Linked DNA regions of Homo sapiens: all the other regions are linked to region 5. The links are chromatin loops, found by intact Hi-C in ENCODE. Cell type or tissue: endothelial cell of umbilical vein. All regions are shown on one strand. Each heading gives the region's core, and the rest is flanking DNA. Links, peaks and the distances in the headings are about the cores only.

Evidence for each region. Peaks named below come from ENCODE experiments on the same cell type or tissue, not always from the same donor. Only the 100,000 strongest peaks of a DNase experiment are listed, where the experiment ranks them.
Region 1: it touches region 5 in a loop (6-fold over the local background); 6 of 110 quality-filtered maps call a loop at or near these places.
Region 2: it touches region 5 in a loop (5-fold over the local background); 3 of 110 quality-filtered maps call a loop at or near these places.
Region 3: it touches region 5 in a loop (4-fold over the local background); 2 of 110 quality-filtered maps call a loop at or near these places.
Region 4: a loop joins it to region 5, with 8 times the contacts of the local background. A loop is called at or near these places in 3 of 110 quality-filtered maps.
Region 6: a loop joins it to region 5, with 5 times the contacts of the local background. A loop is called at or near these places in 2 of 110 quality-filtered maps.
Region 7: it touches region 5 in a loop (2.7-fold over the local background); 3 of 110 quality-filtered maps call a loop at or near these places.

What each region holds. Positions count from the first base shown.
Region 1 is chr6:21,985,326-21,989,692 of GRCh38, reverse strand. The region is part of intron 6 of CASC15 (cancer susceptibility 15); the gene reads right to left. Among named protein-coding and RNA genes, the nearest start is that of NBAT1, 160 kb to the left of the region's middle. In endothelial cell of umbilical vein, for the core only: no CTCF peak of the experiment used is centred there; a DNase peak (open chromatin) is centred at 2,082; H3K27ac peaks cover 2,120 bases.
Region 2 is chr6:21,767,497-21,771,863 of GRCh38, reverse strand. The region is part of intron 2 of CASC15 (cancer susceptibility 15); the gene reads right to left. Among named protein-coding and RNA genes, the nearest start is that of CASC15, 100 kb to the right of the region's middle. RefSeq lists enhancers at 779-1,278, 1,802-2,415. In endothelial cell of umbilical vein, for the core only: no CTCF peak of the experiment used is centred there; DNase peaks (open chromatin) are centred at 2,283 and 3,543; H3K27ac peaks cover 3,770 bases.
Region 3 is chr6:22,446,291-22,450,657 of GRCh38, reverse strand. The region is part of intron 4 of LOC105374971 (a long non-coding RNA gene); the gene reads right to left. Among named protein-coding and RNA genes, the nearest start is that of HDGFL1, 120 kb to the left of the region's middle. In endothelial cell of umbilical vein, for the core only: no CTCF peak of the experiment used is centred there; DNase peaks (open chromatin) are centred at 2,117, 2,617 and 3,277; H3K27ac peaks cover 2,945 bases.
Region 4 is chr6:21,838,439-21,842,805 of GRCh38, reverse strand. All of the region lies in intron 4 of CASC15 (cancer susceptibility 15), which reads right to left. Among named protein-coding and RNA genes, the nearest start is that of CASC15, 170 kb to the right of the region's middle. In endothelial cell of umbilical vein, for the core only: no CTCF peak of the experiment used is centred there; a DNase peak (open chromatin) is centred at 2,225; H3K27ac peaks cover 2,467 bases.
Region 5 is chr6:22,138,857-22,143,223 of GRCh38, reverse strand. The region is part of intron 9 of CASC15 (cancer susceptibility 15); the gene reads right to left. All of the region lies in intron 2 of NBAT1 (neuroblastoma associated transcript 1), which reads left to right. Among named protein-coding and RNA genes, the nearest start is that of NBAT1, 6.2 kb to the left of the region's middle. In endothelial cell of umbilical vein, for the core only: no CTCF peak of the experiment used is centred there; a DNase peak (open chromatin) is centred at 1,713; H3K27ac peaks cover 1,553 bases.
Region 6 is chr6:22,881,975-22,886,341 of GRCh38, reverse strand. No RefSeq gene overlaps it. Among named protein-coding and RNA genes, the nearest start is that of LINC03005, 170 kb to the right of the region's middle. In endothelial cell of umbilical vein, for the core only: no CTCF peak of the experiment used is centred there; DNase peaks (open chromatin) are centred at 1,741 and 3,081; H3K27ac peaks cover 3,338 bases.
Region 7 is chr6:22,611,885-22,616,251 of GRCh38, reverse strand. No RefSeq gene overlaps it. Among named protein-coding and RNA genes, the nearest start is that of HDGFL1, 45 kb to the right of the region's middle. In endothelial cell of umbilical vein, for the core only: no CTCF peak of the experiment used is centred there; DNase peaks (open chromatin) are centred at 2,401 and 3,691; H3K27ac peaks cover 1,365 bases.

The sequences.
Region 1 (4,367 bases), core at 98-4,097, 150 kb after region 5:
AATTTATATATGGCCAGACACGGTAGCTCACGCCTGTAACCCCAGCACTTTGGGAGGCCAAGACAGGCAGATTACTTGAGGTCAGGACTTCAAGAACAGCCCAGCCAATACAGCGAAACCCCGTCTCTACTAAAAATACAAAAATTAGCCAGGCATAGTGGTGCGCGCCTGTAGTCCCAGCTACTCGGGAAGCTGAGGCAGGAGAATTACTTGAACCAGGGAGGCGAAGGTTGCAGTGAGCCAAGATCGCACCACTGCACTCCAGCCTGGGCAAAAGAGTGAGACTCAGTCTCAAAAAAAAAAAAAAAAAAAAAAAAATCACATAGAAAAGAAAAGTTCACAGATACCTAAATCCACTATGAAAAAGAAGAACAATAAGTAGGACTTACTCTACCAGATAGTAAAATATATTACCAAGCCATAGTAACAAAACAGCATAAACTTTAGTTAAAGAACAGAAAAACCAATGGAGCATATCAGAGAGCGGAAGGGCAACACCAGCTTAAATAAACAGAATCACCATATGAAAAATTAATGGATTGCTACCTGCTACCACATACATATATGGACTTCAGATAGATTAAAGACCTAAATGTGGAAGATAAAACTATAAAACTGATATGAATAGATAATTTTTGTATTAGAAGAAGAGGGAATATTTTGCAAAGCCCCCAGAGTAAAATGCTGATAAACTAAATTACATCAAAATTAAAGACTTCTGTTCAATAAAAAGTATAAGAGACAAAAGTTAACAGAAACGTGACAGGCTAGGAGAATACATGTAATGTCTAAAGCCAGCCAGGGACTATCTGGACTATACAACGAATGCCTATAAATCAATAGGAAAAGTAAAAAATTTCCAGTAGATAAATGTGCAATGAATTTGAAGGGGAATTTACAGATGAGAAAAATCCAAGAAAATCAAGCACATGAAGACATAATCAAATCCAACAATAATCAGATAAAAACAAAACAAAACAAAAAATATATCATTTTACACTCACTAGACAGAAATAGGGAAAATTAGAAAGCTTAATAATGCTAAGTACTGGTGGGAATGTGGGAATAAGCATTCATACTGCTGGTGGGTGCTTTGACTGGTGAATCATTCCGGAGGTAATCAGTATACTTTTTGAAATTATACTGTATACAGTATCTGAGCTGGGTACCTATGCCCTCTGGCTCAGCAAGTCTACTATTAGGCTAGAACCCAAATAAATTCCCCTTGGTACTTTCCAGTAAGGGATGTATCTGAGGCTTTTCACAGTAGTTGTGTTCATGGTGAGGTGAGATGGAGACAATATAGGGGTCCATCCCTGGGAGAGAACAGAAGTAAAATGTATTCTAGACGCACTTCAACAACTATGGGCATTTGGATGCAATGGATTAGATGTACACATAGCAATATCCATGGACCTTAAAATAGAATACTGAGTGGAGAAAATACAAAGAAACAAAATAAGATATATAACTCATATTCACATAAATTAAAATGCAGTTACAATAAATTCCAAATATGAAACTATGTGAAATTTATAAGAACACATCCACTGGCAAGGGCATGCATTTTGAATGACTGAGTTTTCAAATGACTAGGAATGAGGATGAAGGAGAATGTACGCCTGCCAGCGTGTACCCATACGCAAATCAATAGAGACCTATGAGATTGTGTGTGTCTATGTGTACGGATCTATGTATCAAACAAGAGTTTTACAAAATACACATATTCTTATTCCATATAATGCACTCTGTTTACATTTCCTGTTTCCTTTTTTATTTTTTAAGGCTGATCTCTGTCCACACAATTGATTGCATAACCTAGCAATGCGTTACAACTTTACTTTTTAAAACACTGATGTAGACAATAATAAAGGCATTACAGTGAGTTCCTTGAAGAAGAAGAAGAATAGTGCCATAAAACTAAGAATTGTAAGCAAGAGCCCGAGCACAGGCAGCCGACTTGAGAAAAAGCTCTCTCTTGTGCTCCTTCTCCCAAAGATTCACATTCTCAGGGAATTACCGGGAGTCTGGGTCGGCTCCTCATCACGTGATTCTGACCTCAACAGCACTTCCGGACGGTGAACTTTTCACCCTTACTTAGCCCTGGCCTGTCAGACTGAGGCCGCAACTAAAGCAGGAAATGATATGCTACTTGCTTTAGCAGAAGGGATATTTTAAAACATAAAGGAACATTTCTAAGCGTTCCTTAAACACATTCAAACGGGATGTAAATATATAAAAATATGATCCTTCTCTTTTGAAATGGAAAGTTGGAAGATACAAAAAAGGCAGAAATGCTAAGGACCAAAATAATAAAATAGAAAAAACTTGAAAACAGGAGTAGGTCGCCCAGATTTCAAGGGAGCAGGAAACTAAATATGTGTAGGAGGAGATGCTGTATAAGATAGAAAAGTCAATGGGCTGTTTCCAATTTTCAGTTCAGTAAATAAAAATTAAAAGCAAACAAAACTTTCTATTTCAAATGAACCAAATATCGTCTTGTGAGGGCAGCTTTAGGTCCTCTTCCTACCAGAAGCTCTTACCAGAAAACATTTCTTGGCCAATACAGAACATAGCAAATTTTAAGTATTTAAACAGGACTACACACTTCTGAGCTAAATAGGGGTAGATGTTCCTGGGCTAACTGAGGTGCAGCAAAAAGTGGGGTGCAGAACTCTGTTTCTACCTTTGCGGCTGTGCTCAAGTGGAGAGATGAGAAGGAGTGACCAGTTTTAGACGCAGAGCACCAGGTCTGCAAACGGAGGGAGGCAGCAGCCCTGGACACGATGTTCCCTGAAGGGCAGCGTTTGTACAGGGATACTCAAGAGCCAGCCGTATCAGCCTGAGTTTGAAGCAGGCATCTACCTAGGGCTATCATCAACTGCTTGTAAAACAGAACTAAGTTGGAAGAGGTTATATAAAAGAAAACAAACAAAAAACTAAAAAGAACTACATTTCCTAGAATTCATATAACAAAAGGCAGAAGAAATATAATCTATACACAGAGAGGAGTGGCTTTTGGTCTATAGGCCAGAAAAAAAGGTGCAGATAAAGTGGGTGACCAGGGAGCAAAACAAGCAGGGGGCTACAGGAACCATGAAGTTGTTTTAGCATATTTACCAGTTAGTGGTCCTGAAATGATAGGTGTCCACAAAGTACACATGCTATGTTAAAGATAATGGCCAGCTCTTTTCAATTTTTGATGAAAACATAGCAAGAGAACAGTTATTCCAAAAGCCATCATTTATTGAAAAGGCTCTTGACAATACACAATTGCTAATCCTTATGCCAACTCTGCAAGGTAAGTGATAGCACCTTTTACAAATGAAGAAACAGACCATCATCGACGCTAAGAAAGCTCCCCTGTGTTGCATAGCAATAAGAGGCAGAGCCAAGATTTGAGCCTAAGGGTTTCTGATTTCAAAATATCTTTCTGTTCAGCATACTGACACTCAAAAAGTATATGTAGGTGAAAATTGATTAAGCAAGACATCAAAAAGAATTTCCTCCACTTAAAAACGCTAAAATGGGTTAAGCATTGAAGGGGTAAATTACCAATGTCAATTTCCTGGTTTTAATAATGGTACTGTGGATATTAAAGATAGTAGTATCATGGGGAAGCTGGGTGAAGGGTACATGAAAACTCTGTAAGTTTTGCACCTCCTTGCAGCCTAAGATTCCTTTAAACTTAAAAGTATCTTTTGTAAGTAAGGGAACAGACATTTTGGAAAGTTATACAGCATCTTTCTCCTTTGGATACATATATTTAAAAAAAAAAAAAAAAAGCTAATTCTTGGCCAGGCGCGGTGGCTCACGCCTGTAATCCCAGCACTTTGGGAGGTCGAGGCAGGCGGATCACGAGGTCAGGAGATTGAGACCATCCTGGCTAACACGGTGAGACCCCGTCTCTACTAAAAATACAAAAAATTAGCTGGGCGTGTTGGCGGGCGCCTGTAGTCCCAGCTACTGGGGAGGCTGAGGCAGGAGAATGGTGTGAACCCGGGAGGCGGAGCTTGCAGTGAGCTGAGATCGCGCTGCTGCACTCCAGCCTGGGCAACAGAGCGAGACTCAGTCTCACAAAAAAAAAAAAAGCTAATTCTCAGTTGTCTGCAGTAACCTAAATACTGCAAGAAATAAAATGATATTGAATACCTTCAACTCTCATTCAATTTTAATAAACTTTCATTAAGTGCATATTAATGAAGTACATGGTACTGTACAATTTCATCTATATAAATTCGTGTGCTCCCACATTCAAGGTTTTCTCATTTTTGTCTTTGTCTACCACGCTGACATACAGGAACCAAGGAAATACAGCTACCAGTAATATCTACAATGAACATCATGAAACTGAAATGCCTACCTGA
Region 2 (4,367 bases), core at 170-4,169, 370 kb after region 5:
AGAAAGCAAAGCTTCCTCAGACATTGGTTTTGTGATATCCTTCCCCAGGACTGGAAGCAAGACGGTTCCCCACTGCCTATCAGAATATTTAAAGTTCTTGATCACCAATCTCATGCTCGTGTCATTTCCTCCACACATTCCTGGCACACGAACATTTCCTGTTCTCATTGTTCCCCTGGTGTGTCTGTTCATGCTATAGTTGTCTTTTTCTAAAAAGCCTCCATAATTTCTACTTGCCTGGGATCCCTAAACACGTACTTAGTGCATCCCAGCCACCCTAGCCACATAGCCGGCTGCAAGGACATCCAATTTCTCTTTAACACTTTTAGAAATGAAGAAGGCACTGCTCTGAAAAACAGTGCTCTGTCGAGCATTTTAATCGTGAGAAACCTCTTATTTGAGCTGGATTCTTGTGTGCTCACTTGTACATCTACCCAACAGGCCCCATGCTGCATCTTAAATTGATGTAGAACAAATAAACTTGTTCTGTAACAAAATGTCTTTGCAATGTTTGAAAATAACTATTTTGTTTGTCCTTAATCTTTTCGGCTCTAAGCTCATATGCCAAGGCCCTTCAACTATTCCTCAAGAGACCTGGTTTCTAGACCCTTTGCCTTCCAAAGAAATACCTCTAATTCAGTGCTACTTAACTATTATTCATGTCATGCACCCAGAGTAAATAATACCATTTGTACAGCATATTGGGGAAATAAACAAGGGTTTTAGGCAGGCCGGACCAGATTGAGGACTCTAGGTCTGAGCCCTAGCCTACGGTTGTAGGGATTGATGTTTAGATGTTAAGTCATGCCTGATACCCAAATAGGAAGCTCCATGATAACTTTATTAAAATCTGGCACCCAAAAGTGAACACATTCTGCACAGATCATCTTAAATCCAATTTATTTCAGCAAACTTCCCCCCAAAACTAAAGCCAACACTCATTTTTCCTCTTCCTGACTACAAAGCGCATATCTGCTTGAACTGATGACATTTGATTGTGTGTGTGTGTGTGTGTGTGTGTGTGTATATATATATATATATATATATATATATATATAATTTTTTTTTTTTTTTGAGACAGAGTCTCGCTCTGTCGCCCAGGCTGTAGTGCAGTGGTGTGATCCTGGCTCACTGCAAGCTCCGCCTCCCGGGTTCACGCCATTCTCCTGCTTCAGCCTCCTGAGTAGCTGGGACTACAGGCACCCACCACCACGCCTGGCTAATTTTTTTTTGTATTTTTAGTAGAGACTGGGTTTCACCGTGTTAGCCAGGATGGTCTCGATCTCCTGACCTCCTGATCTGCCCGTCTCGGCCTCCCAAAGTGCTGGGATTATAGGCGTGAGCCACCGCGCCCAGCCCTCGATGATACATATTTTAAGATTTTCTGAAGTAGGTATCTTAATTAATGTGTGTCAGACTCACTTTTCCCAAAAATGACTACAACTTCATTAGGAGCCATGTTTCTTTGCAATTATCATTATGCCTAAAAGAACACAGTGCAGGTTGGGCACATGGTAAAGCCTCACCAAAACATCTGCAGAACTGAATTATGCAGCCTCTCTACAGGAAAGCCATGGCTTAGAGGCCACAGTCTAGTTTAAAAGATATAAACCTCACCTGAAGAGGAAGTTTATTGCTCTGTCTGTTTATTCACACAGAGTCTAAACAATGACACAGACTTTCAGACTGGAAAACTTAGTACAAATAAATGCTTCCAGACAGGTCTGGATTGGGAAGGAGGGCCATGGAATTCCTTCTCCTATCTGGGTTATTGAGCCCAGACAGTCATCACTCAAGTTATAAACACTACTAAATGATGTTGCATAGTTTTATTTAAAGCTATATTTGATTTCAGATTAGACTTTAACATTTAATAAATTTCCCATCAGTATATGGGAAGAGTGGAGACTATTTTGATTTAAGCGTTATTTCAAATATGAAACTCAAGCTGTGTTAGTTAAAAAGGGCTCTAGTTATAATTCAGTCTCACAGTAAGGTCAGGACTCTTGGATTCCCCTAATCCTTCTCCTCTAGGGCTGAAATGCCTGGGAATTCAGTGAATTTACATATTCTTTCCTGACCACAAAGCTGTCACAGGGCCCTAGCCAAACTCTCTCACTCCTCCAGATTCAAGCTGACTTATCTCTGTAACACTCAGCTCAGAATTCAGCTGGGAGAGAGTCTGCTTTAAGGGAGCAACTCTACCACTGAAAAAGCAGTGGCACCCTCCTTTCCAGGAGGTGAGATCTTACTCATTTTCCTCCTCTCCCACATCTCTTGGCGCAAGCCAGTAAATGTGAAGCTCTAATAGATTAATGAAAAGTCGGCACTGATCCCTCTGGACTCCATCCATTTTTAAGTGAGCTATGAGAACTTGGACACATTACAGATCCTGGAAGAATGAAATATGAGGAGAGAAAAGGAAGTTTGACACATGCAGAGAAACTGATCTCTGGGGCTAGGGAGAAGCTAAGAGAGAGGAAATTTTGGGACAGAAGGCATAATACAAACTTAATTCACGGATCATACACTACTGAAGAATAAAGACTGACTTCCCCATTAAAGTTTGAAAGTTGAGCAGCTAATACGAACTTGGGATTTCATGCAAAAACAATCATGCAGCTATTGACAGGCTAAATAAGGAGTTCAGTGCTACCTTAATTCATCTGACATTCACTCTACCTGCCCTGTCTATGCGAGGTAGTTAAAGAGGGAAAAGCAATTTTACATGGAAAATAAAAGATAAGGTTAAAAAAAAATAACAATTCCACTACAAAACAGACTAAGTTTGTCCTTCTTACCTTTATGAATCGCAAGCAGAAAAAAGTGGTAATTCTGGAGTGACCCTAGGACAAGGACAGAGATCACCTGGGGCAAATTTTCGAAGCAGATCTTCAGGGAAAAAATAAATCCCAACTCTAATTCTATCCCTGAAACTGGCATTTCCATGCAAATCTATTCTGTTCATTAAAAGCCAATATTATTCTGAAGTGCCACAAATCCATGAGTTTGGCCAGTACTGAGGAATCTATTAATTTTAATTCTACAGTAATTCCTTTAAAAGTCTGAAAGGTTGGTGGTATAAGGAAGAAAAACTAATTTAACCCACATTTATATAGCAACAAATAACTGGTAAACAAAAATCTCCATTCTAGTGTACATTAATATCCATTTTTTAAAAAATCAAATAAGACCATTTGAAAAAAGGAAAATTATGTTAGATTAACATCTGATTCTGTGCTGGGCACTTAGTAGGTGTTCAATAAATTATGATTGAATAAAAAACCCATTTCTTTAAAACACCAGAACTTACTAAGTAAAAACAGTGTATTAAAGATTACCTTCTCATGGGTAAGGAATGCAGGAAAGAAAAATGAAAATGCTATTACTGCTTAAATCTCCCACAAGAGCATGACCAAAGGAAATGAAAGTCTAAAACAAGTACTAAAAACATTTCATGAGTCACAATATTTATGCTACAACTCTTTCAAATTAACCAATTCTGTAATCATCCCTGAGAAATGAATATGGCTTAGAAAGATAAAAGAACGTTGTTGAGCTCAACCAAAATTATTGTGACACTAAAGTTATTTTGAGACAGTGTGCAGGTAGATGTAACTATTATAAGATAATATTACAAGAAATGTTTTCAACAGGGCTGCACAGTTTTTGAGTGCACACAATTCTGAGATTTTCTCCACTCAGTACCATGACTAGGATAAGCTCTGTCTTCCTGTCTTTCCACAATCTGTTTTTGCTGACTATTGTCTATGGGCACGGTTTATAATTTTTCATTATTTTCTGGAGACTTCCTATTTCACAACCATATCTTGGTGCCAGTATCATTTTACATTTACAAATAAAGTCTATTCTAAATGACTTAGCTACAAATCCGTGGTAATGTCTCAGTTTAGGTAAGCAGTTTTTAGCTTTCTCAAGATCCTCTACTTAAGATACATTAAATTTTTATTTTCTCATGGACCCATTTTAATTTTTTTTTAAAGAACTGAGAGTCATCTGTATAAGGCTGCACTGTCCTGTCCAATGCTGCCCAACAAAATGAAGCCAAGTGGACTTAAGATAAAATTATCAAACTTCACCTGAAATTTTTAAACAAAAACAACTCTTTCCCATTAAAATAATTCAGGTCAGAGTAATTCTGTATCTCTCTGGAAGGTTTTATTTCTTTGATTATAAAAGTGCCTCACTTTCATAAACTACTAATTAGATAATACACTTTTCATATTTGTCAGTGCTTAGATTTGATTTCCCAATCAATTCATTTTGTTTTGACATTTCTCATTCATTTCAACTTTGAGACTGAAAATATACATTATTCTTGTTGCATGAAAAACTATTTTCAGATT
Region 3 (4,367 bases), core at 256-4,255, 310 kb before region 5:
GAAAGATTCAGTCAATTAGTTCATGCTACTGTTAGAATCATCTTCAAAAGTGTGGTAATAAATTGGCCCGTACTCATAATTTGGCACCAGAAGTTTATATTAAGCACTTAGGTTAATCAGTGGTAACGTTTTTAAAAGATGTAAGAATAAAGACACAGCTGTATAAACAAAACACACAAATGAAAATTTAGGCCAGGTGCAGTGGCTCACGCCTGTAATCCCAGCACTTTGGAAGGCTGAAGTGGGTGGATCGCATGAGTCCAGGAGTTTGAGACCAGCCAGAGCAAGGTGGAAAAACCCTGTCTCTATAAAAAAAAATACAGAAAAGTTAGCCAGGTGTGGTGCTGCACGCCTGTGGTACCTATGGTCCCTGTGGTCTCAGCTCACTGCAACCTCTGCCTCCCAGGCTCAGATGATCCTAGCTATTCAGGAGGCTGAGGTGGGAGGATCATCTGAGCCTGGGAGGTAGAGATCACATCACTGCATTCCAGCCTGGGTGACACAGTGAGACCCTGTTAAAAAAAAAAAAAAAGAAAAGAAAGAAAGAAAGAAAGAAAAAAAGATTTTAGTAAAGACCTGTGTCCATGATCGTTGAAATGGTCATCAGAAACAAAACCCATAGTCTGCTTCACAAACATCATTTGGCTTTATATAACTCCAGTTCAGAAGGGAAACAGATTTGGAGGATAAACCTTTGGTGGACTCACCCAGAAAAATGTCAATTAGAGCCAGAATCAAGAGTAAGCTAAAAGAGGCCAGCGCAGTGGCTCACGCCTGTAATCCCAGCACTTTAGGAGGCTAAGGCAGGTGGGTCACCTGAGGTCGGGAGCTCGAGACCAGTCTGACCAACAGGGAGAAACCCCATCTTTTCTAAAAATACAAAATTGGCCGGGCATGGTGGCACATGCCTGTAATCCCAGCTACTCGGGAGGCTGAGGCAGGAGAATCACTTGATCCTGGGAGACAGAGGTTGTGGTGAGCTGAGATGGCGCCATTGCACTCCAGCCTGGGCAACAAGAGCGAAACTCTGTCTCAAAAAAAAAAGAAAAAAAAAGAGCTAAAAGATCCAGGTTTTGTAAAAAGTCACTCTTTTGTACTCAGACTGTAATGACTCTGGACAGATTAGACTGGGTTAAGGATTTTTTAAAATAGTCAAATTATGGATTATTTTATAATGAGGTAATACAGATATGTATGACCTCCTAAATGATTAAAAGAAATTTGTTTTAGAAACACAATGATTTTCTTCCTTGTAAAAGACATTTTGCCTAGAAATTTCTGTCTACTCATCATTATTAATAATTTTAAAAATCAACAATGCATGTTTTTGAGACACAGTCACGTTCTGTCGCCCAGGCTGGAGTGCAGTGGCATGATCTCAGCTCACTGCTCAACAACGCATTTTAATCACAAGTTTGCTTAACATCCATCAAATCCTGATACCTAAAATCAACTTACAATAGCACTTGATTATGTTCTAAAACATGAACCAAGTACTAATCCTAATTTTCAAATCTGCAAATAGGTAGGTACGTTTTATGAATTACTAATAGTCTTTAGTTGTAGTATATATATACACGAAAAATATGTTAAGGTGGTCTTAAATAAAGGCCCTTTCTTTTCAAACCCCTTCAATGTAATTTTACTGGCGTTCCAACAATAAATCAGATCATCTCCAGAGGTCTATTATAATATTTAATTCTACCATTTGTAATATTTATTCAAATAAAGGCAGTGCTTAGCATTTATAATGGCCATTTCCTTTCAGTAAACCAGAAATGGACTTACCCTATGTGAACTTTATTACTATAAAGAAACAACACTTCCAAATATTATGCATACTATATATCTTAGTCTATGTCAAAGAAAAACTACAGAATCATTCATTCCAAGTGATTACCACTAATTGAGGAAGCTATCTTCTCCTAGGCTTCGGGTCATTTAAAAAAGTGTCCCCCAGTTCTTTCAGCTGTTCAGATCTTACTCAGTGGGCCTCCCCAGTGCTTGAAGACTGCTGCTCAAAGCCAGATTTTATAGAAGAATGTGCAGCATGTCAAGTGATTCAGAGTGTAAACAGACTTAGGAAGCGCAGATACGCGAGACTGAGAAGCAACACAATAGACTGACCTTCTCATCAACCTCTTCCCCTCCCCTTTCCTTAACCATGGAAAGTCAGGCAAAGTCAAGGCACCAGAAGAAATAATAAATGAAAAATGACCCCCGCCAACTGTGGATTTTCAGTGCCTGATTACCCGCCCATCTCATCTTATGCATCAAAGAGCAAAGGGTATGGGAGAGCCGGTAGAGTAGCCAGGAAGAAAGGAAAAGAGGGATTATTTACTGGCCCTTTGAGATCTGGTTACCAGCCTGAAAAACAAGAACAGATGTATTTGCATGATTATAAAATAAAATGCCTTTCAAATAACTTAATCTTCAGGAATATTATAGTATATACATTTGTTTTTAATTCCCTAGGGATAGGCAACAGCCCGTGGGATCCTTTGTTTACCCGTGGGTATAAGGATGGAAGATTCTTACATGCACCCGGGAATGCATGCTAGTGAGCAACACGTGTGAGAACCAAGAGGATTACAGTATTATCCTGCTATTGTTTTCTGCACTACATCCACTTCAATCTACAGGACAATGAAAACAGAAATGGGCCCAAGAGATTATAAACAGGCTGTTGCCATTGAAGTCTGTTCTTCTTATGTTGAAGCAGCCCAGGATGCAGGCTTTGTTTCTTCAGGTTCTATCAAAAACCCTCCAAGAATGTGAAAAGAGTTAGTGGAGGTGAAATCACCCAAAAGGCAATTACTGTCTTCTCTCTCAGAGGAGTCAGTTTCAGCCAAGCAGACATAAAAATATAAAGTTTCCATCATAGCTGAAAGGTTCAAAGCCAACAGGCAAAGTACACGGGCTTTGGAAATGTTCGTGGTTAGTGGTAGGTAAGAAAGGATATAAACGCAGCAGCTCAGACTAAATATGAATTTCAGGGAAAAGGGAAGAACAGAGTGCAATGCTCTCCCACACTGTGCTTCCCTAGGATGGACGCAGACTTCATTTTCCATTTGGCACAAAAAGAACCTAGACCCACCCCAGCTGGATCATTCAAAAAGCCCTCAACGTGTTGTGTCCGCAGGGCCCACTTTTGCTCTGAACTAGGCCAGCTGGGCCAGCTGTCAAAAGGCTGAGCTCCGTCGAGTAGCAGGAGGCCATCAGGGTCACATATAAAAGCAAGCTGACTGGCTCATAGGGCGACAATCACATCAGACAAGGTCGGCTCACTTTTTCCATTCCAAGTCAGGGCTGGCCTGTAACGGTGATACGGTCATATTAATAACAACAGGGACATTAAAACCTTTCAGGGAAAGGGCTCAAAATGCTTTCCAAGGAAAAGCCTGCTATTAATTCCCCAAATGACAGATAAGACAACTCAGGCTGAGAGAGGGAGAATGATTAGGCCCAGAGAGCACATATGAGTTGGACAAAACTGAAAGAAAGAACTGAAGCCCACCCTCCCAGGTCACATTCTGGTCCTCAGAGTATTTTTCAACTCCACGGGGGCCTACTTCCTAAAAGACTGACTGCTCTGTTCTCAGGAACTGCAGAGGCTGGGCAAGACTCTCTGTACTCCATGTATTGTTTTAAAGCCTTCATATCCCACTAACTTACCTTCTGATTTAAACAGATAAGGGTCGTCTTTACTGTTTCTGTTGCTTTTTAATTTAATCCATTAAAATCTGCTAGAATTGCAAAATAAAAACCAAAACAAAATGTAGAATTAAGAAAAGCGGGCAGAAATGTTTACTCCTCCCACTAGCACAAGCAGGTGGTGTAATGTATACTCATAAACACACTCATCCCAAAGGTACAGCTTCTCATATTCCCCTGAGTAATTCAAACAATAACTAACTTGTCATTTGCTTGTTATTTCTCATTTAAACTAAAACTAATCTTTCAAAGTTTCCTATCAAACATATCAGAAATACTATGACTTTTCTCCATTTATAGTCTAAGATGATTTTGGAATCACAGAGTTACCTGGGCCTTCTTTCTAAGCAACTGGCACACATTGCTAAGCACTTTCTAATATTAAAGAGGCTATATAAACTTGTGATTAAGAGAAGGGACTTTGAGGCAAAGCTCTACTATATATATATAGATATATATCTACTATATATAGATATATATATCTATATATATCATCAGGCAAGGTTATATATGTTATGTATGTTTTATATATATGTATATATAACACATATATATTTGAGACAGGATCTTGCTCTGTCAGCCAGGCTGGAGTGCAGTGGCATGATCACAGTTCACTGCAGCCTCAACCTCTTGGGCTCAAGCAGTCCTCCCAC
Region 4 (4,367 bases), core at 134-4,133, 300 kb after region 5:
GGCTCCAATTTTGATTCCACTTAGACTATATCATAAATCACAAGGCTATTTGGAGACTAACTGCCTAGTGATTGGACCCAGTAGACGTGAATCAGGGCTAAGATTCTATTATTTAGAAAAAGTACAGAAATCTCTCATTGTCTCTGTTTAGGTATCATAGGATCTGCTTCCTTTGCCATCTTTATTATGGATTCTCTTTTTCTTCAACACAGGTTGAGTATCCCTTATCTGAAATGCTTGGGACTAGAAGTGTTTCAGATTTTGGATTTTTTCAGATTTGGGGATATTTGCATTATATATTTACTAGATGAGGATCCCAAGTCAGAAAATTTGAAATCCAAAATGCTCCCACGAGGCAGGGTGCAGTGGCCTCCCACCACTTTGGGAGGCCGAGGCGGGTGGATCACCTGAGGTCCGGAGGTCGAGACCAGCCTGGCCAACATGGCAAAACCCCATATCTACTAAAAAAACAAAAAAATTTAGCCAGGCGTGGTGGCGGGAACCTGTAATCTCAGCTACTCAGGAGGCTGAGGCAGGAGAATCACTTGAACCCAGGAGACAGAGGTTGCAGTGAGCCAAGATCATGCCATTGCAACCCAGCCTGGGCGATAAGAGTAAAATTCCATCTCAAAAAAACAAACAAACAAACAAACAAAAACCAACGCTCCCATGAGCATTTCCTTTGAGCATCACGTCAGGGCTCAAAAAGTTTTGGATTTTGGAAGCATTTTACATTTTAGATTTTCCACTTTGGGATGCTAAACCTGTAATACCAAGGAGTTGGTATGTAAGCTATCTTGCATAGTGTCTTTTTTACTCTTTTTCATCTCAGGCTTTTGTTTTTTCATTCAGATCAATCCAATGTTATGTTTTCTTTTCATGTAATCTCTTGTGAAGAATGCAGAAGAATCCTGTATACCTCTGAAATTCATGAAGGAAAATTTAGGAAAGGAAAGTATGGCCAGGCGTGGTGGCTCACGCTTGTAATCTCAGCACTTTGAAAGGTTGAGGCGGGCTGATCACTTGAGGTTAAGAGTTCGCGACCAACCTGGCCAACATGGTGAAACCCCGTCTCTACTAAAAATACAAAAATTAGCTGGGCATGGTGGTGCACACCTGTAATCCCAGCTACTCAGGAGGCTGAGGCAGGAGAAAAACTTGAACCTAAGAGTCGGAGATTGCAGTGAGCCGAGATTACACCACTGCATTCCAGTCTGGGCAACAGAGCAAGGTTCCATCTCAAAAAAAGAAAAGAAAAGAAAAGAAAAAAATAAAAGTATGCATATGGAAATATGCATATTAGAACAATATCATAAAAAACAACTGTCTTTCTTTACCTGCCCCCAGCCCAAGTAAAATTTCCTATAATCCTCACCATCAAGAAAAGAGTAGGATTTGTGACAAATCAATAGTCAAATCAAATACAAGTATTAGTTTCATTGTTCATTTGAAATGTACAATGGAAACGAATAAAGCTTTGAGACTTTAGGAAAGAAAATTTGTTTTGTTTTGTTTGAGATGGAGTCTCTCTCTTTCACCAGGCTAGAGTGCAGTGGCTCACTGAAACCTCTGCCTCCCAGGTTCAAGTGATTCTCCTGCCTCAGCCTCCTGAGTAGCTGGAACTACAGGCATGTGCCACCACGCTTGGCTACTTTTTGTATTTTTAGTGGAGACGGGGTTTCACCACGTTGGCCAGGCTGGTCTCAAACTCCTGACCTCAAGTGATCCACCCGCCTCGGCTTCCCAAAGTAATGGGATCACAGGCATAAGCCACCACACCCGGCCTGAAAAGTTTTAAATCTCATTTAAAAGACTCATTTTTGCATGCCTCCAAAATTTTGTTAGGAAGGGAATAGGGGAGATGCATAGTTACTGTGAATCATTCATCTTCTTATAGACAACATATGATCAACTGCTACTCGTCATTACAGAAAGAAGACATAGAGAAGACAAACCAAAAGGGAAAATTATAGAAACAGAGTAAAGCCAAGGCCACAGAATAAAAAGAATATATGGATTAAAACATCCCTAAAGCATGGCCTTCTGTTCTAAGAAGTTTCCTCTAGTTTGACAAGAGGCAACTTTATCCCTGGTTCCTTGAATAAACAAGGGAAATTTGACCCATTTGCAAAGCTAGAAGAGTAGACATGTCTGGGCCTTACCATTTATCCAACATCCTGTCCCCCAAAACAGGAAGTGAATCACAGAGCTGAGGAACTACTTTATCATTTTCAAAGGAAAAAGACACAGAACTCGAGAGTTAACTTCTTATTCTGAAACAATATGCTTCGAGATAATCAAGTTATTCATTCTGTTTATAATGACCTAAATTGGTTCTTATAAACATTTCATCTAAGCAGTTTGCATCTCACTCAATATGATTTGGTTTCCATGTAAAAATAAGGTCTCATAATGGCAGCAGCAGATTCATATTCTCTCTCTTGTAGTCCGTTACCCGTATGTGTCAGCGGAGAACGTCTACAACATCAATTATGGCTGAGATTAAAGGAGGACATGGCTATGTCAGCATCATGGATTATGTTTTTGGCACACAGGAGGAAGACAGAAATAAATGAGTTTGAATGGAATATTATTCAACCCTGGAAAAGAAGGATAGCCTGCCATTTGCAACAACATGGATGGACCTAGAAGACATTAAGCTGAGTGAAACAAGCCAGACACAGAAGCACAAATATTGCATGATCCCACTTTTATAAGGAATCTGAAATATTCAAAGTGGTAGAACCAAAGAGTGGAAAGGTGGTTTCCAGAATAGTTGCTGGAGAAGGGAGAAATGGGGAGGAGTGATTCAAAAGGTACAAAGTGTTTATATGCAAGATGAATAAATTCTGGACAAAAGAGGGCCTCTAGTTAACAATAATGTTTTATTATACCTAACATTTTGCTAAGAAAATAGAACTTACGTTAAATGTTCTTACCACAAAAGTAAAAAAAATTTTAGAAATTTAAAAATAATTGTAGTGAGCCAAGATCGTGCCATTGCACTCCAGCCTGCGTGACATAGCAAGACTCCATCTCAAAAAAAAAAAGAAAACAAAAAGAAATTTAAAACTAAATCAATAAAAGCAGCAGAGGAAACTTCTGAAAGTGTTAAGTTTATGCCTTGATTGTCAAGGCTATACACTTCTCCCCGAATTCATCAAGTTCTACATGAAATACATAAAACATTTTTTTCTCAATAAAATGGTTAAAAAAAAAAAAGTGAGTCCTTTGACCAGCATGGTGAAGGCAGGTTAAAAAGCCCACTGATTTCCTAACATGCATACAGTGGTCCATAAATTTAATGTCCTAAAGCCAGCCTGGTTTCCCTGTTATCTGGGCTCTTTGGTTCTAACATTTTCTCTAATTATAGTTAAGCCACTAAATTTGGAGAAAAGACTAGGATATTAATTTCTTTCTTTTTTTTTTTCTTTTTTTTTTGGAGACAGAGTTTCACTCTTGTCACCCAGGCTGGAGTGCAATGGTGTGATCTTGCTCACTGCAACCTCCGCCTCCCGGGTTCAAGCGATTCTCCTCTCTCAGCCTCCCAAGTAGCTGGGATTACAAGTGCATGCCACCACACCTGGCTAATTTTTGTGTTTTTAATAGAGAAGGCGTTTCACCATGTTGGCCAGGCTGGTCTCAAACTCCTAAACTCAGGTGATCCACTCACCTCGGCCTCCCAAAGTGCTGGGATTACAAGCCTGAGCCACAGCGCCCAGCCTAGGATGTGAATTTCATAAAAACATAAAATAATTACTAAAATACTTATTTATCCACGCATATAATCTCAACTAACAACCATCAAACTGTAGGAATCTAAAAGACCTAGTCATGGCATTCATACAACTTAATTGTTCAGTACCAAAAAGATATCTGTGTTTGAAAGTTATCTTCCGAATTACTGAGGGGGAGAAAAATAATCCTAGGTTACACTCAGAGGCCTGGCTAATGTTTGCCCACAAATCATCACACTGTAATACGAACAGCCAGTTGTCTGCACAAACAATTCCTCTAACCATTTGCCTCTTCTAATAGTCTAAAAATTCAGATATTAATACATTCTCAAGTATAAAGTGAAAGAAGCTAGGTGCTTTGGTTTATGCCTGTAATTCCAGCACTTTGGGAGGCCAAGGTAGGAGGATCGCTTAAGGCCAAGAGCTCTAGATCCACCTGGGCAACATAGCAAGACCCTGTCTCTATAAAAAATTAAAAATAAATAAATAATTAGCTAGGCATGGTGATGCACACCTGTAGTCCCATCTACTCAGGAGGCTGAGGCAGGAGGAACACTTGAGCCCAGGAGTTGGAGGCTGCAGTGAGCTATGATGGCACCACTACATTCCAGCCTGGACAACAGAGACCTT
Region 5 (4,367 bases), core at 77-4,076:
CAGATGCTCTTCCTCAGGCTGATCTCAGTCAGGCTGCGTTTCCTCTACCCTGCCCCAGCGACCCCCATCCTTGCCCACCAGCTGTAGACTCATCCTGTCCAGATCTGCCCCCTAATCAGAATGTTGAACTTACCAAGATGATAAGATAAGCGGGCTAACATACTTTAACATTCTTTTATTTTTTTTTTTAATAGCACAGGGAGAAACCACAGACGTTTATCAGCCTTCTCACACAATTTTAGCTAACCAGAATACTAAATTAACGAACGTACCTCATTTCTTGGGCAGTTAATGAAGGTTAATGTGACATACTGCCTCTGGCTCTGGAAGTAAAAAGGGGTGTTACTGCCTCATATTATAGCTGGGGAAAAAAAAGTGTTAATAATCTTTCTCATCAGCAGTAAAGAATTGAGCTTTTAATACCCAGATATATTTTAGTAAAAGGCTAGTATATCATCTGTAAGTGGAGTTCAAGAGCAGTGTTAGATAACTAGGGCATTTCAAGAGCCTGCTTACACCACAGACCAAAAAAAAAAAAAAAAAAAAGAACAAGAGAAAAAAAAAATACAGCCAAAGCTGAATTTATTCCAAGAGAAAAGAAAAATGTGAATTTATGTTGGCAATATTTTCATTTATATCACTTTAGATCAACTCTAATAATCTTTAAATAGTAAGAAGAAAACTTGGATCTCACAAATAAGTGATTTTGAGTAAAGGGGGTAAATGTGTGAGCAAGGTCATTGTTTGATTCAATGATGTTCACACAAATGCATTATGTGGACCTGCTAATCTAAGACAGTGTGGTAGGCATTGTCTAGGGCCCTTAAAGAGCTTACAATACACTTACCCAGGAAGACACTTCCCTTCCTTTTACAGAGGGAAGCTATTGCATTTGATGAGAGCAAAAAATAGCAGGGGAGGCAGGGTAGGTGCAGTGGCTCACTCCTGTAATCCCAGCACTGTGGAAGGCCAAGGTGGGTGGATTGCTTGAGCCCAGGAGTTCGAGACCAGCCTGGGCAACATGGCAAAACCCCATCTCTACCAAAGAAAGTACAAAAATTAGCTGGGTGTTTTGGTGTGCACCTGTAGTACTAGCTACTCAGGAGGCTGAGGTGGGAGAACCACTTACGCCTAGGAGGTAGAGGTTGCAGTGAGCCATGATCATGCCACTGCCATCCAGCCTGGGCAACAGAGCAAGACACTGTCTCAAAAAAAAAAAAAAAAAAAAAGAAGGGTATGCTCTCTTGACAGGGAGCCAACCCACCTTAGAGATCTTACCATAGCAGAAATGGCTTGCATGATGTGAATATTCAGTGAATGTGACTCTTCAATCCTTTAAGTGAATAAGAATGCTATGCTTTATCTGTGCAATCCTGGGAAATATTAATGATGTGCTGATAGTGTCAAGAAAGGCAGGGTCTATAGGTTTATTTAGCAGAGTTGCTAGAGGACTTAAAACTGCATGTCATGGTTTCTAACCTCTTCAAAATGGATGCTGAATTAAGATGAGCCCTTCCCAAAGCAGACTGACAAAGTGACTAATTGCTGGCTGCTGGCAGAGGACTGATTTCCCCTCTCTCTGCTGTCCAGCGTTATTACCCTCGTCCATTTTACAGGGACCAAATGGCAAGTTTAAGGTGGAAGAACTGTGTTTGTTCACCTGTGAGTGGTTTGACCTTAGACTTTGCAGAGCACTGTCAGGAAGTCGGTTTTTCCATGCTCTTTACAGTAAACAAAGACAGTGTGGCTGGGCTCCAAATGTTACAGAAGGTCAGGGACCAAACTGCCTCAAAGACAAAGACTGCTTCCAGAAATTGAAACACAAAATAGATGTGAGCGCCATCAACATTCCACACTGTGCTCCTGTTCATTCTCAGTGTTTGCTTCAAACAATGTGACACATACCCAGCGTAGATGCATAATAGAAATAGAATCATAAAACCCCAGGTGCTGGAAAGCACCTTAAAGGTCATCTGGTCCAACTGCAAATCTAAATTGTGAATGCTGCCCTTTAAAACCTCCTCCATGTAATCATCCAGGCTCAAGGGGAACACCTCTGGTGACTATAAACGCAGTGCCCTGGGAGACAGACAAGCCATTCCATCTTTTGAATGCAACAGCCTCAGTATTTAAAACCCTGAGCTAAGGCCGGGCGCGGTGGCTCATGCCTGAAATCCCAGCACTTTGGGAGGCCAAGACGAGCAGATCACCTGAGGTCAGGAGTTTGAGACCAGCCTGGCCAACATGGTAAAACCCTGTCGCTACTAAAAATACAAAAATTAGCCAGGCGTGCTGGCATGCGCCTGTAATTCCAGCTATTCAAGAGGCCGAGGCATGAGAATCACTTGAACCCAGGAGGCGGAGGTTGCAGTGAGCCAAGATCACGCTACTGCACTCCAGCCTGGGTGACAGAGTGGGACTCTGTCTCAAAAAAAAAAAAAGAAAAGAAAAGAAAAGAAAAACCTCTGAGCCAAAATGTCCTATTCTATGACAGTAGGAGCCTCACTGGAGCTTCTGTTTATTAGCCCTTGATTTGGGAGCTCAATCTAGTGTGACTTCCCCATGATGGTTCCTCAGTTACTGGAGGGCATCTATCATCCCCCATCCAGATTTTCCTTCTCTACACAAAATATCTGCAACTTCTTTAGACATTACTCTGTGACTTCAAGTCTATTCAACATTCAATTTCTGAGCCTAGGAATACATTCCAGTTGATCGGTAGTGCTTTGAATGATGTGTCACACAAAACATAACACAAGGTCCCATCATGTGGCTACACAAAGCAAAATAGTCCTATTACTTCCATCATTCAAACTGATCACATTTCATTTAGTGCAGACTAACCTGCACTTGCTTTCCTAGTGGGTACCTCATGTTGGTGACTCTTACTGGGCTCACCTGTGCCTTTATTCATACAGTTTCACCTAAATCACATTTCTACCATCTTCAGACAATGTCTTTGTGCATTAATTTGACTGGTTTTGTTTTGTTATTGGTTTTGGTTACCACATCTGATCAGATTTTAGGTATATTTTAAAACATTTTTAAGCCAGGCATAGTGGCTCATGTCTGTAAGCCCAGCACTTTGGGAGGCCGGGGGCAGATAACTTGAGCTCAGGAGTTTGACACTAGCCTTAGCAACATGCTGAAACCCCGTCTCTACAAAAACACAAAAATTAGCCAGGCATGGTGGTGTGTGCCTGTGGTCCCAGCTATTCAGGAGGCTGAGGTGGGAGGATCACCTGAGTGTGGGAGGATCACTTGAGCCTGGGAGGCGGAGGTTGCAGAGAGCCATGATTGCACCACTGCACTCCAGGCTAGGTGACAGAGTGAGACCCTGTCTCAAAGAAAAAAAAAAATTGTTTTAAAGGAAAGAAGTAGTAGTAAGTTATTCTTGAAGGAGTCATAGATAAACCTGTAAATACACATATCTATCCATGGTAAGATATGAGACTTATGAGAGCAGAAGTTCTTAGAAGGCATTGAGTACACCTTCTGTTTTTCATCTATCACAACAGCACTGCATAGAATAAAATAACTCTGATTACATAAAATACCCTGGCCTAGTAGGAAAAATACTGGACTAGAAGTCAAAAGCTGTGGGATCTGGTATCTATATTGCTATGGACTATATGTTTATCTGTTATATAATTATAGAAAGGTCATTTTATCTTTTTCCAAGCTATAGTTTCCTTCATTGTAAAGTGAGAATCTCAATACACACCCTGCGCTGTACCGCATTCTAATAGTTTATATTTCTGTGGAATTCTAATGAAATTTGTAAATCTATTCTTTAATACAATGAAATAAATTGTATATTAGCCAGTGGTTAAGCCCCGGCTAAAATTTTCTATAGACTTTCATTAACATTAGATAAGTTTTACATTAAATTTTGTCTTAAGTGAGTGAATGGCATATTCACAAATCAGAAAGTTCTTGTGTCCAGAGTTTTTTTTTTAATATGCCAATTAGGGAAATTAGATAAGTCTGACTGGGGGTCCTGGAATCTTTACCCTCTGATAAAATAACAGTTTTGAATAGGTGAACCAATTACTGAGATTCTTGGGGTAAGGAATAAATGTCATAACGTGATATCATCACTTTCCTATAATCCAAATGTCTTCTTAAAATGTCTTTAATTAACTATACAGAGAGAACCTTTAGGTTGAAAAGATCTAGTTTCTTTCACATTTTTAAACTAGAGCCATGACAACAGAGTGCCTTGATGTCAATCAGCAGTTCCCACAATGGGAATACTATTCACATTCTGGGTGAGGGGGGAGGGAATGATGGCATATGGGCATAACAAGAGAACACCAGCTCATCTTAAAATCTTGCAATACAGTAAAATTAACTCCATGATCAGA
Region 6 (4,367 bases), core at 76-4,075, 740 kb before region 5:
AACCCTGTCTCTACTAAAAATACAAAAAAAAAAAATTAGCTGGGTGTGGTGGCAGGCGCCTGTAGTCCCAGCTACTCGGGAGGCTGAGGCAGGAGAATGGCGTGAACCAGGGAGGCGGAGCTTGCAGTGAGCCGAGATCACGCCACTGCACTCCAGCCTGGGCGACAGAGCGAGACTCCGTCTCAAAAAAAAAAAAAAAAAAAGAACGTGAGTTGAAATGTCTACTCCATCAAAGTACCCTCATTTGCAAGTTTAGTCAAACATTCTTCAGTATCTAATAATAAATAACAAGTAAGATGACCATGTCTGCATTATTTTTTCCCCAACAAAAATAGTCATCTTAATTATCCCTTATTATTGGACATTGTTGTTTTGGACCACACTACTAACATTTGCATCTGTCTTTTCTTACTGAAGCACATACTATACACACACACACACACACACACACACACACACACTCTCTCTCTCTCTCTCTCTCTCTAATACACATACTATCTTAGAAAAATGCTCTATAAAAACATAAACAGATTAATATAAGTTAAGATTAATTTGAAAATATGCTGTATACTTAATTTTTGTAAGCCTTTATCAGTGTCTTTATAATGAAATTTTTAAGCAATATACTTATTTTGCTGGGATTTTTTTCAAAACTGGTAAAAAGAACTGTTGAGATAAAATTTTAGGTATTTATTATGTTCATATAAGGAAACTCTGACTTGCTTTCATAGGCATAGATGTCACTCTCCTTTTCACTTAATTGATTTTCTATCTCCTAATAATTTTTTGTTTATCTAGTATCTGATTAATAACCAAAAACATCTGCACGTCTTCCTAATAGGAGGAATATGCGTAGCACAGATTGAGCTAGCAATGTTTGATGATTATGAGTATATATTTAGTTATCAGAGAGGTAAACCTGATCATTGCTATATTTTTTCAAAAGCATAAATTTCAGGTTTGAATATGCTCACAGAATACACATGCATATAAATTACATTAGTCAATGGGAGAAAGTTGGAAAAGGAATAAGGAAAGAAATCTTTAGTCTTATACTCAATTGGTGAACCTACCAACTCCATCACGTCTCAAGTCAGGTGGGCTTTGGAGGCCGATAGATTTATTATGCTTACAAAGCTGCAGGGAAAACTTTGGATAAGAAAACCTAAAAAGGTAAAAAGCAGCTGAAAGTATTGAAATATAAAGATTATTCAGTATTAAACCATCCGTAGTATTAAAGGTGGGAAGTACAAACAAATCTCACTGAAGCTAGCATACTAATGTGAGATTTATGCTGTTGATAACCATTTGCAATTAAGTATAATGTGCAAATACCATGGGATTATATGTTTCAGTTGTTAGAAATAGGAAAAAAAAAGGATTAGTTTTTGGCACTTCTTAAATTTAATAATAGCTGGTGTGCTGGAAAGAAAAATGAAAAAAAATCCTTTCTCTGGATTAGCAAAGAAAGAGCTAATATCTGTCAGTGAATACCATTATGATTTTTATACATGTCTCTGGTTTGGCTTCATTCATCGATTGCACAGATATTACTTAAATAAGACTTCAAGAGAGAATGCGGATTTTTGAAACTGAGGATTGGTCTCCAATGTTGTGGTTGCCAAGTAGTGGATTAACAAGCTGTCAGTGTGAAATCCATTCGTTTCTTCTTATCATTCAGGAAGCAGACATCCTGTCACTCTCTACCGGCTTCGTAACTTTCACAGGAAGGTAGAGGCATCACAGTGGCGGCTCCAGGTTTTATTTATATGGAACAATATTCTGATCATGATGTTTGACCTTTCCTATCAAATACCTTTGTTATCTTAATCAGTGTGTCATTGCCACATTCATGTGTTTTTGTTTTTATACAATATTATTAATTTGAACCATATGAAACTGCCATTTTGTAGTTCCAAAATGATCACGTATTCACAATGTCACCATTTCATATGGTTCAGCCTACTATTGATTTACTTATGGAAGAGTGAAGGAGCAGGGATAATTTTATAGCAAGTAGCAAAGAAAAGAGGAGAAATGCAAGTACCAAAGCAAAGAGGAGAAGAGTGTGTGTGTGTGTGTGTGTGTGTACTGAGAGTCTAATATGTGTTAGGCACATCTTATGCACCAGATATACAGCAAGAAACCAGATTAAGCCTCTGTTCTCATGGGGGTTACAGGTCTGCAGGGAAAATGGATAATAAAGTAGTGTACGAGAGAATTCCAGATGAGTTCTATGAAAAACATGTTATTCAGGGAAAGAGAACATAAAGAGACTTGGCAGGAGGTGTTGCAGGTAGGAGAGGGACAACTCTTTTAGACAGGGTGGACACAGAAGACCTCCTTCAGGATATGAGAGTTGAACAGAAATTTGAAAACAAAGAGAATATATCTCACAAAGAACTGAGAAAGCCGTGTTCTACAGTAATGGGCTAGCAAGTGTAAAGGCCATGAGGTGGAAAGGCACTGGACTGACTTAAAGAGGAACACGGTGGCCAGAGTGGCTTGAGCAAGTGATGGAAAGGGAGGGTGGTAACAGACAAGGTCATAAAATCAGGTGGGGCCAGATCTGGAGGGGTGGTAGCCTTAGCCAGCCTTGGGATTTTATAGGAAAGTGATGGAAAGTCACTGAAAAGTTTTGAGCAGAGGAGCACAATGATATTTTAAAAAGATTACTCTGGCTTCTATGTGGATAATTTCCTAAAAGGGAAAAAGAACAGAAGCAAGAAGTCCAGCTGCAAAGTCACTGAGATTGTCCTGTGAGAGACAGCTCAGCTTTGACATGGGCCTTAGGAGTGGACGTGCTGAGAAGCAGCAACAGGACCAGCTTCAATGGCATCCGGTGTGTGACCTGCACAGTCCCACAGGGTCCTGCACTCAGAGGGGCCCCCTGGATTAACGCTGTCCTGTTGCCATCTTGGAATTATTCATAAGTTTTGAACTGGGGGCCCTATATTTTCATTTTGCGCTAGACCCCACAAATTATCTCACCAGTCCTAAGAGGAAACGTTGTGTTTCCTCTTTGTTTAGATTTCTGTTCAACTTTCCCCTCCTGAAAGAAGCCTGGTCTGGCCACCCTGCCTAAAAGAGCCAAGGCATTCCGGCATTTAGAGGTAAAGAATAGGAGGAAGGGTCAGGAAATGAGATTGTGAGGAGCAGTCAGTAAAGGTCGAATGCCAACATGAAAAGTGTGTTATGCATGAAACAAAAAATTAAAAAAATTAAAAGGTAATTCATGAAAGGAGGGAAGTGGTCAACTTTGCCAAATGCTGCTGAAAGGTCAGATAAGGTGCAGACTTAGAATTAACCCCTAGATTATTTTTGAATGATAATCAGTTATCATAGCTGTTTATGGGGTAAATGTCCACAGCCTTTTTTTTCACTAAGGTAAAATTTACATAAAGTAAAATACTCTTTCTGGCTTAAAGTTCTGCAAGTTTTCAGAAACATACACAGTTGTATTATCACCACCATAATCATCACATAGAACTTTTATCAGGACTCAAATATCCTGTGGCTTTTTGTAGCCAACACCTTCCCCATAGCTAGCGACAGATCTGTTTTCTGCCTCTGTAGTTTCACAATATGTCCTATAAATGGAATCATTCAGCATGTGGCCATTTGAATCTGACTGTTTTTACTTAGTATAAAGCCTTTGAGACTCATCTTCTTATTACACATATCAGTAATTCCTTTGTATTTACTGATGAGTAGCATTGCAGTGTATAGATGGACCACAATTTGTTTCTTCATTCCGCTACTGATGATTCTTTCAGTTTTGAAAGTGACAAATGAATTCACAATAAATATTCACATAGAAATTTTTGTTTGAACATAGGTTTTCATTTCACTTGAGTAAATACTTAGCTCCTGGGTCATATGATAATTGTATGTTTAATTTTATGAAAAAAAAAAAACCTGAATGTTAAAACTGCTTTTCAAAGTTGTTAAACCATTTTTTATGACTACCAGCAATATAAGTGAATTCTAGTTGCTATATAGGTTTTTTTCTTTTAGTTTTAGCCATCCTAAAAGATGGCATATCATTGTCGTTTTAATTTCCATTTCCCTAATGACTAATGATACTGAGCATCTTTTCATGTACTTATCTTCCAACTCTATTATCTTCTTTGGTGGATTATCCATTCACATCGTTTATCCATTTTTTTCATTGAATTTGTTGTTCCCTTATTAGTGAGATATGAATATTCTGTATGTATTCTGTCCACCAGACTTTTATCAGTTATCTACTTTGCAAATATTTTCTCAGAGTCTGTGGCTTTTCTTTTTATTCTCTTACTAATGTTCTTCAAAGAGCAGAGGTTTCTAAGTTTGATTAAGCCCAAAATATCATTTTTTCTTTCATA
Region 7 (4,367 bases), core at 139-4,138, 470 kb before region 5:
TCTTTATTATTTATAATATTGATTTTAATTATGTGATTACATTTTGGGTTTTGAATAACTTAACAATAATTAATATTTATTGAGTACTTAACTATATGTCAAACGCCATTCAATCACTTTGAATGCATTATCTCAATGAATGTTTACCAGAAATCCTATGAAGAATGTGCTATTATTGTGCCTTCTAAAGTGAAGATAATAAGGCTTTCACAGATTAAGGAACTTTTCCAAAATAAAAGAGTTGGAAAATAGTGGAACTATAGTATGTAATAAGACATTTTTTAATCCAAATCCTATGCTCTTATCCACTAAGCTACATAGAGACCTTTCTTTTTCTCTGACATAGTTAGCTTGCTTCTCATTCAAGTTATTTTTGTTGTCTATATTAGTTATTATCTTTCTTTCTAAAAATTTTTAATTATAAAATTTATATAATATGAAATTTACCATCTTAACTATTTTAAGTGACAGTTCAGTAGTGTTAAATACAAATTGCTGTGTAACCAATCCCCAAAACTCTTTTCATTTTGCAAACTTGAAACTCTGTACTCATTAAACAATTCTCTCCTCCTTCCTTTTCTCAGCCTCTAGAAACCATCATGCTACTTTCTGTCCTTCCAATTCAAATGTCAGTCTGTAATTTTAACAAATTTACCATTATTGGCTTATTGTGTAGAAGCCTTGTTTCCTTACATTTTTTACAGCAAAAAACAAATACAATAAATACAATAATTTATCAGCTTTTAAAATTATAAATGATTTCAAAAAATATCCTTCTGCTCCTTCTCTAGTGCTAGTGTCTGTGTTTTGTGTTATACAATCACTTCATACAGTACTTACTTGTTTTGAAAAGAGATTGCCTCATCCTTGAAACAAATGGATTATTCTGTTTTAGTATTATTCAGTTTTATCTGAATCTAATTAGAATCATCCTTTCAAATCTTAAGATATAGGAGGTATCACTGTTCACACCGGTCAACTTTCTGGTACCGTGTTGTCTTTAATTTAGTATCTGTTGGTCTGAGAAACAATCTCATGGTGTTATGACTAGATTACCTTGTCTAGACATAAGGGAAGAATCTTATTCTGTCTAGTCTGAAGTTCTCTGTATTTCTTGCATTGCAGAAAAATCCCAAATAGTGAAGAAAATCTAAAATATTACTCACATCCATTTTGACCTCATTAGCATTTCATTACTGAGGAATATTGGGGTGGAGAGATGCATTAGAGATTGAAGCAGGGCCAAGGGGTGAAACAGTGTATTTGGATTAAATAGAGGTGGGCTTTTACAAAGCAGAAAGGTGGGTTTGTGCCTCCATGAGTATGCGTAGATGGAAATCCCCTACCTCATTAACCCATGTGCCTTTCTCACTCTGCCTCCAGGCTAAGTTTTCCTTAGTTGACTCTCCAACTTTTTCCTGACACATTTTTGACCCACATTTCTAGTTTCCACTGTTGAAACTGTATCTCTTTCCCTATTTTCATGAGCATTATAATGGAAAAATTGCAGAGGCTGAGTCAGACACTGCTGATCACCAACAATGTAGCCAGAATATCCTCTTTCATATTTAAAGAAGACGAAGCTGGTAATGCTTTCCCCCTCAACACCACATGCTCCATTCTGACCTAAAATCCAGTATAGGCTACCAGTCTTTTTAAAACTGCACACATAGACAAAGTATCTTTTGCCGATAACTGCAGATGGTCTTTGGAGACCCAATTCCTCTTTCCTACTACCATTGTCTTTACCGTTGTCTTTTCTTAGAAGTATCTTGGCAGGAGAAAATATACATAAATTGTGCAAATTGCCAACATTATATTGAGATGCTATTTGCAAGGATTTCTTTCTCAAATATATTCATTTTTTAACATCTTCAAATCAAGTTTAATTCTGATATGGTAAGTTTAAATTATGGAAGTATTTTTTATGGTCAGGGTTGAATGACTTTCAGCTTTTCAAATTCTATTTCATGTCCATAATACATGTTAGTTTAATGAATGGCCTTTGTGGAAGTGACAATAGCTAAATTATAAAATCTGTCAAAAATCCATTTTACTATGGTCTAGTTCTTTATTATTTGGTACAGGAAGGAAAGAACAAGTAGAAATAGAAAAGCATATAGTGTGAAATTCAGGCAAAAAATCATGGGCTAAAGCTTGAAATTAAAATCTCAACTACAGCTTAGCTGAAGAAAACAAAAACAATCTGCATCTAGAATGGGAGTGTGGGGTGTGTGTGTGTGTGTGTGTGTGTGTGTGTGTTCACTATGGCACATGGACATTCTATGAATTAGCTCATTGGCTATGACTGCTGTGTTTCTTATGGAAAGAATGGATGACTTGTTAGCATGATCTCATCCATCCTCCGGGAGCTGGAGGTTGTTTATGTGTAGAGGGAATTAACAATAATAATTCTGAAGAGAGGAAGTGTTTTGGAATGTCTAGAGTCAGCTGCCTAGATTCTATTTCTGGACCCATCAGTTTTTTGTTAGGAGGCTTTAGACAGGTCATATTTCCTTAGGACCGTTGTTTCAGTATCTGTTTGATTGGCATACGAATAGCTTCCATTTTATTACTTCATGGATATTTTGTGAGTTTTAATAACTTTAGGTAACACAACCTGCAAAATGGCTCTGAAATCTTTGGAGAACCTCCAGAACAAAGGAGGAAGTGTTACTTCTCTGGAGAAAATGTAATATCTTTTCATAGCAAGTGTTGTATGGTCTTTTTTTTAATGAAAATTCTCAAGATTGCCAAGCATATTCTATAAACTTTCTCTTCAGAATTGCCACTTTGCAGCTTCTCACCAGGAGCTATATGAGTTTCACATTACCTCAGGATTAGATATGTTGTTTGACACATTTTCTTATTATTTTTCAAAAGGGAAAAATCACAGTAAATTTAGGAGTCACTAGGTGACAGAAATTTCAGGACTGTTTTTGGAGTAACAGTTGTTCTTCATATTAAACATGCATCTGTGAGGACAAGTCCATTCCTCCTGGAGGGATGCCCTGGGCAGGCAAGTGTGTAGAAGCAGGTCATAACATTGTTTATCTGATTGGGACCAGAGACAAAGCACATAGGTGTTTGAGACTCAGCTCTAGGGAAAATGACTAAACAAATGGGTTTGCAAGAATCTCGAGACCAAGTAGGAACATTCATCTCTGCCAATTAATAAGAAAAACTTAAATTTTCAGCACACTTTACAGTCTAAAACAGCACATTCATGTATGTAGTTTCACAAAAACTGTGCAGAGCAATGTATTGTTTCAACATGAGAAAACTGAAAATTGGAGTTATTAATACTAATTGATTTGTCCAAGGTTGCACAGCTAGAGAGTTAGTACTCTAAGCCTGGTATTTTGATTCTTCACCTGGTGATTTATGCTGTACTCTTGATTCTATACATAGGAGGGAAAGGGGAACTCTTACATTTCATCCTTCCTACCTGCCTTCCTGCAAACTTTTATTCTCTACTTACTGCCAGTTGAGAGTCACTGACATAGTCAGCCATCATTACTGTGGAATGGGTTTCCTTCAGATGTTTGAGGGCAGAAAATAACTTGGCGATCACAGAATATAGCTTTTTTTGCGGGTGTTTTTCTTTCCTTTTTATGTAAATGTTGACACTATATCATGAACATGAAATACGTTTCTTCATTTTCTCAAGCAATGACTCTATAGTATACTCAGAAACTTGTGACCTTGTTTATCCTTACTCAGAATAGAAGTTTGGCTGCTGTTTTATGCCCTGATAACAGCACTAGCCACCTCCACTCCCTCTATCTAAAACTAACATTTCCCAGGCCTAATTCCCTTCACTGCTAGTGCTCTAAGTTTTTTTTTACTAACGTACATTCTAACTGAAAACACATGACACTGGAGAGATTAAAACCCCTCCAATACATAACCGAAGAAACATTTCATAACTTGACTTTTCTCTGGACTATATTCCAATGAGATTTTCATGTGGTGCAGATGTTGAGCTTCACATTGGCATCTATGTTTTGGCATAAACTTGAAGAGAGAAATAAAACGAGCTTGTTTTCTTGTGAAAATCTCATATCAGCCCTCGGAGAAAGGAACAGGGAACTGTTTCAAGAAAGACATACCTTAATTTTGTTGCAAATCCTTTTCTGCCTTCCAGCCTTCAATATCAATATGTCACACTAAATTATTTCATTAAGTACTTCATCTCCTTTGTAACCTGCTTGTCTTTGAGGACAAACTTCAGAGCTGCCATGTACACATCTGCAATATTTCTACTCAAAGGACACATGCTGACTCTTAACTGGAAAGCGATGTGCATTCTTTTCTTCTTCCCTTCATAAATATATATTGCAATTGCCACTGTTATTTAAAAAATT